Regions from separate parts of the Homo sapiens genome. Here region 1 is linked to region 2. The links are chromatin contacts, found by Hi-C or POLR2A ChIA-PET in ENCODE. All regions are on one chromosome and are shown on one strand. Each heading gives the region's core, a stretch centred on a gene start or an enhancer-like site at or near the end of the contact. The rest is flanking DNA. Distances are from core to core; before and after follow the strand shown.

Region 1 (4,606 bases), core at 1,319-3,818, 45 kb after region 2:
TTCACAAGGCGGGAAACACATGTGACATTGCCTCCAACTTCCTCTGCCTTCCCAAGTGGCATCAGTCCTCCAACACGCAGACTCACTTTAAGGCACTGACCCTGGACCTTCCTGGGGCCTTTCTGCCAGGAAGATATAAAAGAACATCTATTCATTCCATTGACAGGTAACAGACCCTCATCAAGTGCAAGGTGCTGCACTCAACATGTAGGGATAGTAACATGCAATGGCCACTAAGCATGGATCAGAAGGGAAGATAGAAATATAAGCCACCACACCTCTCCACAAAATGCAGCACATATAATAAGAAATACACATCACATTCTATGAGAGTTCTGAGGCACTGGCAAGATCAGAGAAGGCAATGTGAAAGGGGTGGTGGCTAAAATGGCCCTAAAAGGATGGGTAGGAATTAGAGATGCAAATAAAGTACACTATGGATAGTTAAGAAAAGAGAGGGAAACCAGAGCATGAGGCAGGCAGGGAAGAGACATCCGCTCACTCATTCAGACAACGAATGTTTACTGAACATATGGTCCCAGATGTGGGGGATACACCACGACACACCATGAATAAGACAGACAGTCACTGATTGCTTGGAGCTTACTTTCTTTTTTAAAAATTATGTCCTTCTTTCCATGTTCAAATATCTAAAGGAGCTTACTTTCTAATGGGGTGATGGGCAAGCATATCAACAAATAATTATAGAAGTTAATTTCAGGTTGTGATAAGCGCAAATAAAAATAAACCAGGGTAAGAGCACAGTGGGTGGAGATAGGTAATCAATAAGAATGTGATATGTGAGCAGAGACTGGATTCAAGTGTGGAAGAGGTGATCCTAAGGAAGGGAGCCAAAAAAGCACAGGCAAAAACCCTGGGGCAGAACAGTTGGGCATATTTAAGAACAGCTAGAAGGCCAGTGTAGCTGGAAGAAAATACGTGAATCAAAGAGGTAAGAGATGTTGCTGGAAAGATAAGTACAGGTAAGAATGAATGTTTCTCCTTAAAGGCACCATTGACATTTGGGGCAGAATACTGTGGTCTTGTTGTATTTAGCATCATGGCCCTTGTGGCACTAAATGCCAACAGTACTGTCCTTGTAACAATTTAGAAGCTCCACTAATTTCTAAACACTCCTATGAGGGACAGGAAGCAGGCAGTACATCCCACTGAGAACCACTGAGACAGATCCTGTATGGCCTTGTGGTCATAAATATGATTTTGTTCTAAGTGTAAGGAAGAAGCCAGTAGAGAGCTATAAACAGAGGAAATGGCATATTGCCTATTTCTAGAAGGCCATGATCTAATTTCCTATTTTTTTTTTTTTTGAAATGGAGTCTTGCTCTGTGGTCCAGGCTGGAGTGCAATGGTGCGATCTTGGCTCACTGCAACCTCCACCTCCTGGGTTCAAGTGATTCTCCTGCCTTAGCCTCCCAAGTAGCTGGGATTACAGGCTCGCGCCACCATGCCTGGCTAATTTTTGTATTTTTAGTAGAGACGGGGTTTTGCCATGTTGGCCAGGCTGGTCTCGAACTCCTGACCTCAGGTGATCTGCCTGCCTCGGCCTCCCAAAGTGCTGGGATTACAGGCGTGAACCACCACCACCGACCTCTAATTTCTATCTTTAAAAAATGTCTCTGTCTACTATATGGAAAACTGGCTCCAGGGGATAACAGTAGCTGCAGGGGTAACCAGGAACAAGACTACTGCAGTAATGCAGGAGATTATGACAGCTTGGCTTGGGTAGGTGCTCAGATGTAATAAGATGAGGGAGATCTTGAAGACTGAGCCATCAGGATTTGCCTAATGTGGCTTCACCTAGCTAGAGCAGAGTATTGAAGAGGGGAAGTCAAACATGAGGCTGGAATGGAAAATTGGGGCCAGATTCCCTGGGGGCCTAGAAAGCCAGCCTAAGGGACATCGAGTCTCATTCTGTAACAGGGTGCCCAAGGGTTTTATACTTTAAGCAGAGTAATCCAACAGCAGTTGGGAAAGAAGAGAGACTAAAAAGAGGGAGACCAGCTCAGACAGAGAGAGACCAATTACCACATGCCTGGGAGTAAAGAGAGCAAAGCTCTGCATTGATGAATTCAAAAGGTATTACCAAGACAAGGTTAGTGCCAGTTAATGACCAGCTGACCCTGAGATTTAACCCTGGGCAACAGAGGGATGACAGGGACATGACCAAAGCAAAGCATCATGAAAGGAGAAGAGGATTTGAAAAGGAAGGTAGTATGACCTGCTTCGGCTTCAGACATATTAGGTTTGAATGCTGGCCAACTTCACAGGTAGGAAAAGTCAGCTGGATTTGTGGAACCAGAGCTCCAGCACAAGTGAGGGCTGGAGGCAATTGTTTGGGAGTTATCAGCAAGATGGTGACCCCTAAAGTCACGAGACGGAAAGAGGATCACCACCAGAGAAAAGGCAGACCTCACAAAACACCTTAGATAGAACGCTAGGGACATGAGGAAGGGAAGTCATTTCAAGAATCATGCTGTGTGCAAGAGGGTTAAAAGCACAGATGTAAAGGAGGGTAAACTGGGTAAAAGGCCAATGGATTTAGTGACTAAGAGAGTCTGGAGACTGTCAAGACTGCAGTTTCATCAAGACAGAAAGGTGACTGCAATGTTAAAGGAAGTGAGTCAGTCTGAGGAAATGTGGATGAGCCTACACTATTTTTCAAGGATTGGTTATAAAAGGAAAGTGATAAAAGTGATGGTAGCTTGAAGGAGTAGCAGAGTTGAGGGTAGGTTGGGTGAGTGTGTGTGTCTTAAAAGTAAAAATAGTTAACTTGCAGAGCTTAAAGAGCAGAATCCAGTGGAGAGATTGAAGTTGCAGGATGATATGACCCACCAACGACAAGAAAACAGAAGAGATGAGCAGAGACATGTTACCCTTAGAAAGAGGAAGAGACACCTGTTCCTCTGGCAGATAAGGGAAGATGATCAAGCAGTGGCTGCCATGTTGCTGACAGCCCCCTTAAACACAACAGAAGAGACAATGAATAAAGCTATTATATATATAGCAACACACTTCTGATAACCACTTCTAGGAGAAACAATATTCTGACTAATGCCATTATTCTACTTAATGTCGTGACATCAGAACAACCAAATGTTGTGACTCATAGTTTGTCTCTTTTGTTTAGTGCACTTAATATGAATGAAAGAGGTAGGTGGATAAGTACCTTTGGTAAGTGAATGAAGAACCCCCCAGACAATGCAAATCACGCTATAGATAAAAGAGTATATTTTGTTTCTGAAATTAATTTAAACTCCCACTTGGTTTGTCTTTCACAGTCACTTGACATTTATAATTCAGTTGCAAATTCATAAATCAAAAGCATTCTGCTTTTCATCACAGTTGTCGTGTCTACATATCAAGGTTTTCCTGGTCACCATAACACTACCATTCCACAGCAGTGAAAAGCAAAATACATGGAATGTTATAATGAAGAAAAATTTGAGGGAGCCTGATTTAAAGAAAAAAAAAAAAGAGCAAGAAAGATCAGAATACATAAACTAAGTAATTAATGAGATCATCAAAGCCCATGCTAATCTCATTTAACCATTCCTTACCCCCCTAGAAAGGGAGATACAGAAAGGCACACAACAGCAGCAAATGACTTTAGGTCAGTAGCTTTTTTAAAAATTGGCCACAGTGCACCATCAATTTTATAGGAAACTATTGTAGATAATAAAACCTATCTTTGTAAATCTATTTTACACAGTATGCCAAAACTGTCAGTGAAGCTAAAGTCTTATAATAACTGTGATTGGGATGATGAATTGAATGTGTTAGCCTAGCATTAGTCACCTAATTCTAAATCTAAATTGTACTACCTCAGTCACCTAACTGCTTTTAAAAATACATAAGAGGCCAGGCATAGTGGCTTATGCCTGTAATCCCAGCACTTTGGTAGGCTGAGGTGGGAGGATCACTTGGGGCCAAGAGTTTGAGACCACCCTGGTCAACATAACAAGACCCCATCTCTATAAAAAGTGAAAAACTAGCCAGGCGTCGGGGCACAAATCTCTAGTCCTAAATACTCGGGAGGCTGAGGCAGGAGGATTGCTTGAGCCCAGGAGGTTGAGGCTTCAGTAAGCTGTGATCATGCCACTGTACTCCAGCCCGGGTGACAGAGCAACACCCTGCCTTGAAAAAAAAACACATAAGAAAGAACCAAGAGTTTAATTAATTCCAATTAGAAAATGATAAGAATGGGAAATAACAAAAATCATTAGACTATAACATCAATCAATAACCTATTTCCAAAAAACTCTGAATTAAACACTAAAAATTTTGAAATGGCAAATGAAAAACAACTATTCTCTCTTATGTGCATTTGAAAAATGTTCCTCTTGAATAAGCTGTATTTATCACCAAATATTTCATCTTTCACTGATAGGTACATGACAAAGTGATTCATGTACTATCCATGGACTACAAAAATATGTAGTTGTCTTAACAGGTATCAGGCATAGAGTTGGAATTTATGCTTTAGAACTTGTAATGGAGCCCACAGCAATAGAATGTTTAAAATCTGAATTAGCATTTGATATTCTGAAACAACATTTGGCAGGGGTAGCTGGGATCCCTGGGGTGT
Region 2 (4,997 bases), core at 1,554-4,053:
ATTTGTAAATGCAATAAAAATATATTAAATACACATGAAAGAACATTCGTAATCAATTCTGTATGTCCACATCACTGAAAGAATTAGTCTAAAAGAACTATGTTAGATGTTAGTTTTATAATTAGGCACATTTCAACTATGTGTTAACTGTCTGATCTACTAATTTAAAATAAACCATTCAAATGTGTTTAAATATCTATAATGCTTTCAAGTTGCTTACATATATGTAAACAAGTTTCCATAAAGTTTAGAGGTTAAAAGATAGAGGAAAGATCTTATATGTAGGTAACAGATATAGTTTCCTTATATTTGAATGAAAACCTTACATATGTGTATGTATATAATATATATATATATGCTCACGTTATACATACACATATATATGCATCTCATATATGTGATAGTTAAAGGCCTTGGTTCTCTCAGGCAAGATCCTTGAGAGTAAAAAAGAACTTTTTTTGGTTGGGCACGGTGGCTCATGCCTTTGGAAGTCTGAGGTGAGTGGATCGTTTGGGGTGAGGAGTTTGAGACGAGCCTGGCCAACATGGTGAAACCCTGTCTCTACTAAAAATACAAAAATTAGCTGGGCATGGTGGTGGGCACCTGTAACCCCAACTACTCAAGAGGCTGAGGCAGAAGAATCGCTTGAACCCAGGAGGTGGAGTTTGCAGTGAGCCGAGATTGCGCCAGCATGCTCCAGCCTGGGAGACAGAGTGAGACTCTGTCTCAAAAAAGTAAACAAATAAACAAAAAAAAAAAATTTTTTTTTAAATAAGCAACTATGCTTATTTAAAAAAATAAGCAACTATGCTTATTTAAAAAAATAAGCAACTATGCTTATTTAAAAAAATAAGCATTGTTATGTTTTGAGGCACAGAATCACAGGGATTTGGGGCTAAAAAACCTTAAGAATTATTTAGCCCAGCTTCCTCACATCAGGACGAGGAAGTACATTCAATGCCCAAAAGTCACACAGCTGGTTAGCAGCAAAGCCAAGACTTGGGCCCAGACCTGGGTGGACAGGGCTCTGGAACACAGGTACTTTGGTTCTGACATACTGTGGGGGCAAGAGGAGTCTGAAGGTGATGAAAATGCAAATGCACTGCCCCAAAACAGGTTAGATGAGGTATAAACTGGGATCTGAGGTGCCAAAATTTATGGGATTTAGGCCTTTCTCTCCTGAATGTAAAACCAGTCCAATCAGGCCTAGACCATGTATGCAATAAATTTGTGTTTCTTTGCTATTCCCTAATGTCTCAGTCTTTTCCCATTCTTAGATGCACAATCCATTAGATCCAGATCAACACAAACTGCTCTCCCCCAAAATGGGTTGTACTCTTGAAAATTACTTTGTAGTATGGAAGAGTTTTAGGTAATATCAAGTTACTTATTTTTCACTGATAGCTTAATACAAATGTAAAACTCCTGCCAAATGCTGGAAGTCCAGGGAAAAATACATTGCATAGTAGACCCTACCCATGTGTGCTAGGCATAATAATGGCCCCCAAAGTAGACCACACCCCAATCCCTGAACCCCATGAATCTGTTGCCTTACATGGCAAAAGGGATTTTACAGATGGAAAGATTATCCTGGCTTATCCAGGTGGGCTTACTGTAATCACAAGGGCAATTAAATCAGGGAACTATCCCAGATGGGTTGAGAGTCAGAGGGTAACATGACTAAGGGAGAATGGTCACAGAGATGCAACTTTGCTGGCTTTGAAGACAAAAGGAGAGGACCACAAGCCAAAGGATATTTCTTCTACATAAAAATGTAAATAAGGAAACATTTTGTCCTTAGAGCCACCAAAAAGTAACATAGCCCTGCCTACACCTTGATTTTGGCCCAGGGAGACCTGTGTTAGACTTCTGACCTACAAAAGTATAAGTTAATAAAATTACTTTGTAGTTTTAAGCCATTGAATTTGTTGTAATCTGTTACAGCAGCAAGAGAAAACTAATACAACCATATGAACCAATATCCAAAATTCTCATCCTTTGGCCAGTCTGAGGTTCAATACCAGACATAGTAACCAATACCAGCAACAGACATAGCCTTGTATCATACCTCTCTGAAGAACTTCCCACTCTCTTCAGGTTATATACGGATAACTTCAGTAGAATGGTGCACAGCTTGAAAACAGAAAAGAAGGCTCCTGAGAGCCCCACGCAAAGACAACACTGCGCAAACTTTGAGTAAGTTCAATTTCACTGTTTATTTTAGCTCATTCTTTGAACTACATTTGCTTCCAAGTGAAACAAAATTTACTTTGAATAAATTTTGCAGTGCTCTACTTGAAACAGCTGGTTGGACTTTTCAAAAAGCATCTTGTCAGAATTATGTATTTTTTTTCCTAAGACATATTCCACCCACTAAGTCATACCAGAAGCCTTGGTAATCATGGTGGATGGTGTGAACGCAAATCCCTTAGATTTCCATTCTGCAACAAGCTTTCTTGGAGGAAGGTGTGAATATATCAAACATCTTAGATGTAATGCTAAAGAAACCTGCATAAACTTTGGCCACATCCACTGCATGGGGACGTAAGCAGAAACAAAAGAAAAAACTTGTAGTTCCAGTGCTGAACAGCCAAAGCCAGACCATCTGCGTGACAGCAAAGGCTAAAGAAACAAATGCAGCAAAACGCAACCCAGGCTTTAACTGATTCTTTCCTTTCCAATTTCTAATACAGTATGTCCCAACTTGAAAAGGGATTACCCACGAAGAATAAAGAGGTATAGAAAAGAAAAGAAGAGTTAAACTGAAAACCTGTACAGAAAAATGCACCCAAACCGGAGAGTCTGAGGACTCGTGTTCCAAGTCCCGCTTGTATAAATACTGATCCTCCACCTCATTGAATTGTTGACATTACATAATTAGCCAGTTACAATAATAACACTGTAGCTTAACACACTGCCACAACCGGAGGAATTTTAACTACTCTAGTGAATTGCCCCTCACCAGCTACATCTGTGCTGGTCTTCAAAGCAAAAGTGCGGAAAGAAAAGAGATGGCCGTTTAGTATGCAGACTAACGCAGAGTAAACAAGGGGAGTATGGCCTATCCAGCATTTGGGTTCTTGGGGTTCCCCTACCCGCTTGTTTTTTGTTTTTATTTAATTGGTTTGGTCTTTGGTTGTTGCCTACTTAAGTAAATAATATTCAGTAAAAGCACTTCATAGACACTGTGAAATCGTTAAAAAAAATTATATTTATATCAGATTACTGTGTACTTGAAACAAACTCACTTATTCTTCAACTTCATAAACTTCAATATAAACAACAAAAAAAGTAAACCCACCACTTTTAGACACTTATTCTTTAGGCTTTTTAACTCTAACATAAACAAATAAGAAAATATTGTTAAATATCCTTAGAAATCTTGAGCACCTATTAGCATTCTCAGCACTAGCCGGACGAAGGGTTTGAAGGGTTTCACCTGCCAGCAACCCTTTCTTTTCTCTTTACTCACAAATTCGCTCTAGGGACCAGAGGATGCTGTATTCTTTTCTTAGTAAAATAGATGAAATCTGAAATGTAGCCTAACCCAGACACAGAAAAACCACATATAAAATTCGAATGTTCTTAGACATACTATACAGTGAGCCGTGCTGAAAATAATAGCCTTTCTGTGTAATTTATCCTGTTTTTCTCCTCCCTTATTTGGTACCTCAGCTTCTCATTCCTCCTAATCTGATGTCTCATACCCAAAATTCTTTTAGCCAACACTCACCTTGGGAAAGCCTTTTTTTTTTTTTTTTTTTTTTTGAGACAGAGTCTTGCTCTGTTGCCCAGGCTGGAGTGCAGTGGTGCCACCTCAATTCACTGCAACCTCCGCCTTCCAGGTTCAAGCGATTCTCCTGCCTCAGCCTCCTGACTAGCTGGGACTACAGGCTCATGCCACCATACCCAGCTAATTTTTGTATTTTTTGTAGAGACGGGGTTTCACCATGTTGGCCAGGATGGTCTCGATCTCCTGACCTCATGATCCACCCGCCTCAGCCTCCCAAAGTGCTAGGATTACAGGCGTGAGCCACCGCGCCAGCCCTGGGAAAGCCTTTTAAGTCCTCACTCCTGAAGGTTAATAAAATCTTTCAGGTCCCCAAAATCTGAGGCATCATGATGATGATACCTGAGTGTGTAAAAATCCTCCCAACACTCCTTCATCTACTTTATGTGGATAATTAATACATTCATGTCAATTTAATTCCTTATCTTGCCCAATTGTTAAAATCCATTATCTCCTTTACTCCTTTGGAACTCTTCTAAGATTATGATGCCAGAGAAGAGTGGATACTGGCCTGACAAAAATGTTCTGTTATTTATGTGCCCACCACTATGTAAATCCCCTTATCCTGCTTTATTTCTCTTCATAGTCCTTACAGTCCATCACATATCCATCTAACATATGATATTCTATTAGACACCTCTTTGAGTTTTTATTTGTCTCTCCCACCGAAATGAAGAGAGAAACCATATTTGTTTTATTTACTGCTGTATCTTCAGGGTCTGGAGCTATGCCCAGCACATAGTAGGCACTCAATTTTTGTTGCAGAAATAAATGGAGATTTTGTGACTTAAGTGGAAGAATGGAATAGAATATTTGAAATGGGGACTATTCCAGAAAATCCAAATATGCAGTTGCCATACTTAGACCACATATCCTTGATTCAATGCAATCAAATTAATAATTTTAAAGTTATTTGTGTTTTACTCTATAAATGAAAAGATAATACATTACTGCAACTGATTTGCTAAAAATAGCTGACTTTTATATGCGAATCAGGTAAAATACACTCACAAAGGAGGGTGACCCAAAAATCACTGAGCAGTTGCTTGTGCATGATAACAGAGTGTAATACAATTCATGTGTTTCAGCACATATATAATTAAGAATGCCAATATATTTTTTCTTTTCAAAGCATTCTTAATTTCTTAATTGCCTAGAAAATTTAAAACTTCTTACAAATATTATGATGAAGGTTTTGAGGGTATAG

What was found. Hi-C counts contacts between places; a loop is a spot of excess contacts on that map. ChIA-PET counts read pairs that join two places held with the same protein, here RNA polymerase II (POLR2A). Pooled maps may share reads with other maps.
Region 1: a map of PC-9 shows a loop between it and region 2 (2.2-fold over the local background). The contact joins two enhancer-like sites. A Hi-C loop is called at or near these places in 1 of 168 maps with a recorded cell type or tissue (PC-9), 5 of 37 single-sample maps with no recorded cell type and 5 of 50 pooled maps. POLR2A ChIA-PET finds 5 or more read pairs at or near these places in 1 of 52 experiments (GM12878).

The regions. Positions count from the first base shown.
Region 1 is chr4:169,223,008-169,227,613 of GRCh38, forward strand. All of the region lies in intron 2 of SH3RF1 (SH3 domain containing ring finger 1), which reads right to left. Among named protein-coding and RNA genes, the nearest start is that of SH3RF1, 46 kb to the right of the region's middle. RefSeq lists an enhancer at 2,090-3,289. Within about 2 kb of position 2,569, at least 7 of the 41 ENCODE cell types and tissues checked have a DNase peak (open chromatin) inside an H3K27ac peak, as active enhancers do.
Region 2 is chr4:169,177,513-169,182,509 of GRCh38, forward strand. All of the region lies in intron 2 of SH3RF1 (SH3 domain containing ring finger 1), which reads right to left. Among named protein-coding and RNA genes, the nearest start is that of SH3RF1, 91 kb to the right of the region's middle. Within about 2 kb of position 2,804, at least 3 of the 41 ENCODE cell types and tissues checked have a DNase peak (open chromatin) inside an H3K27ac peak, as active enhancers do.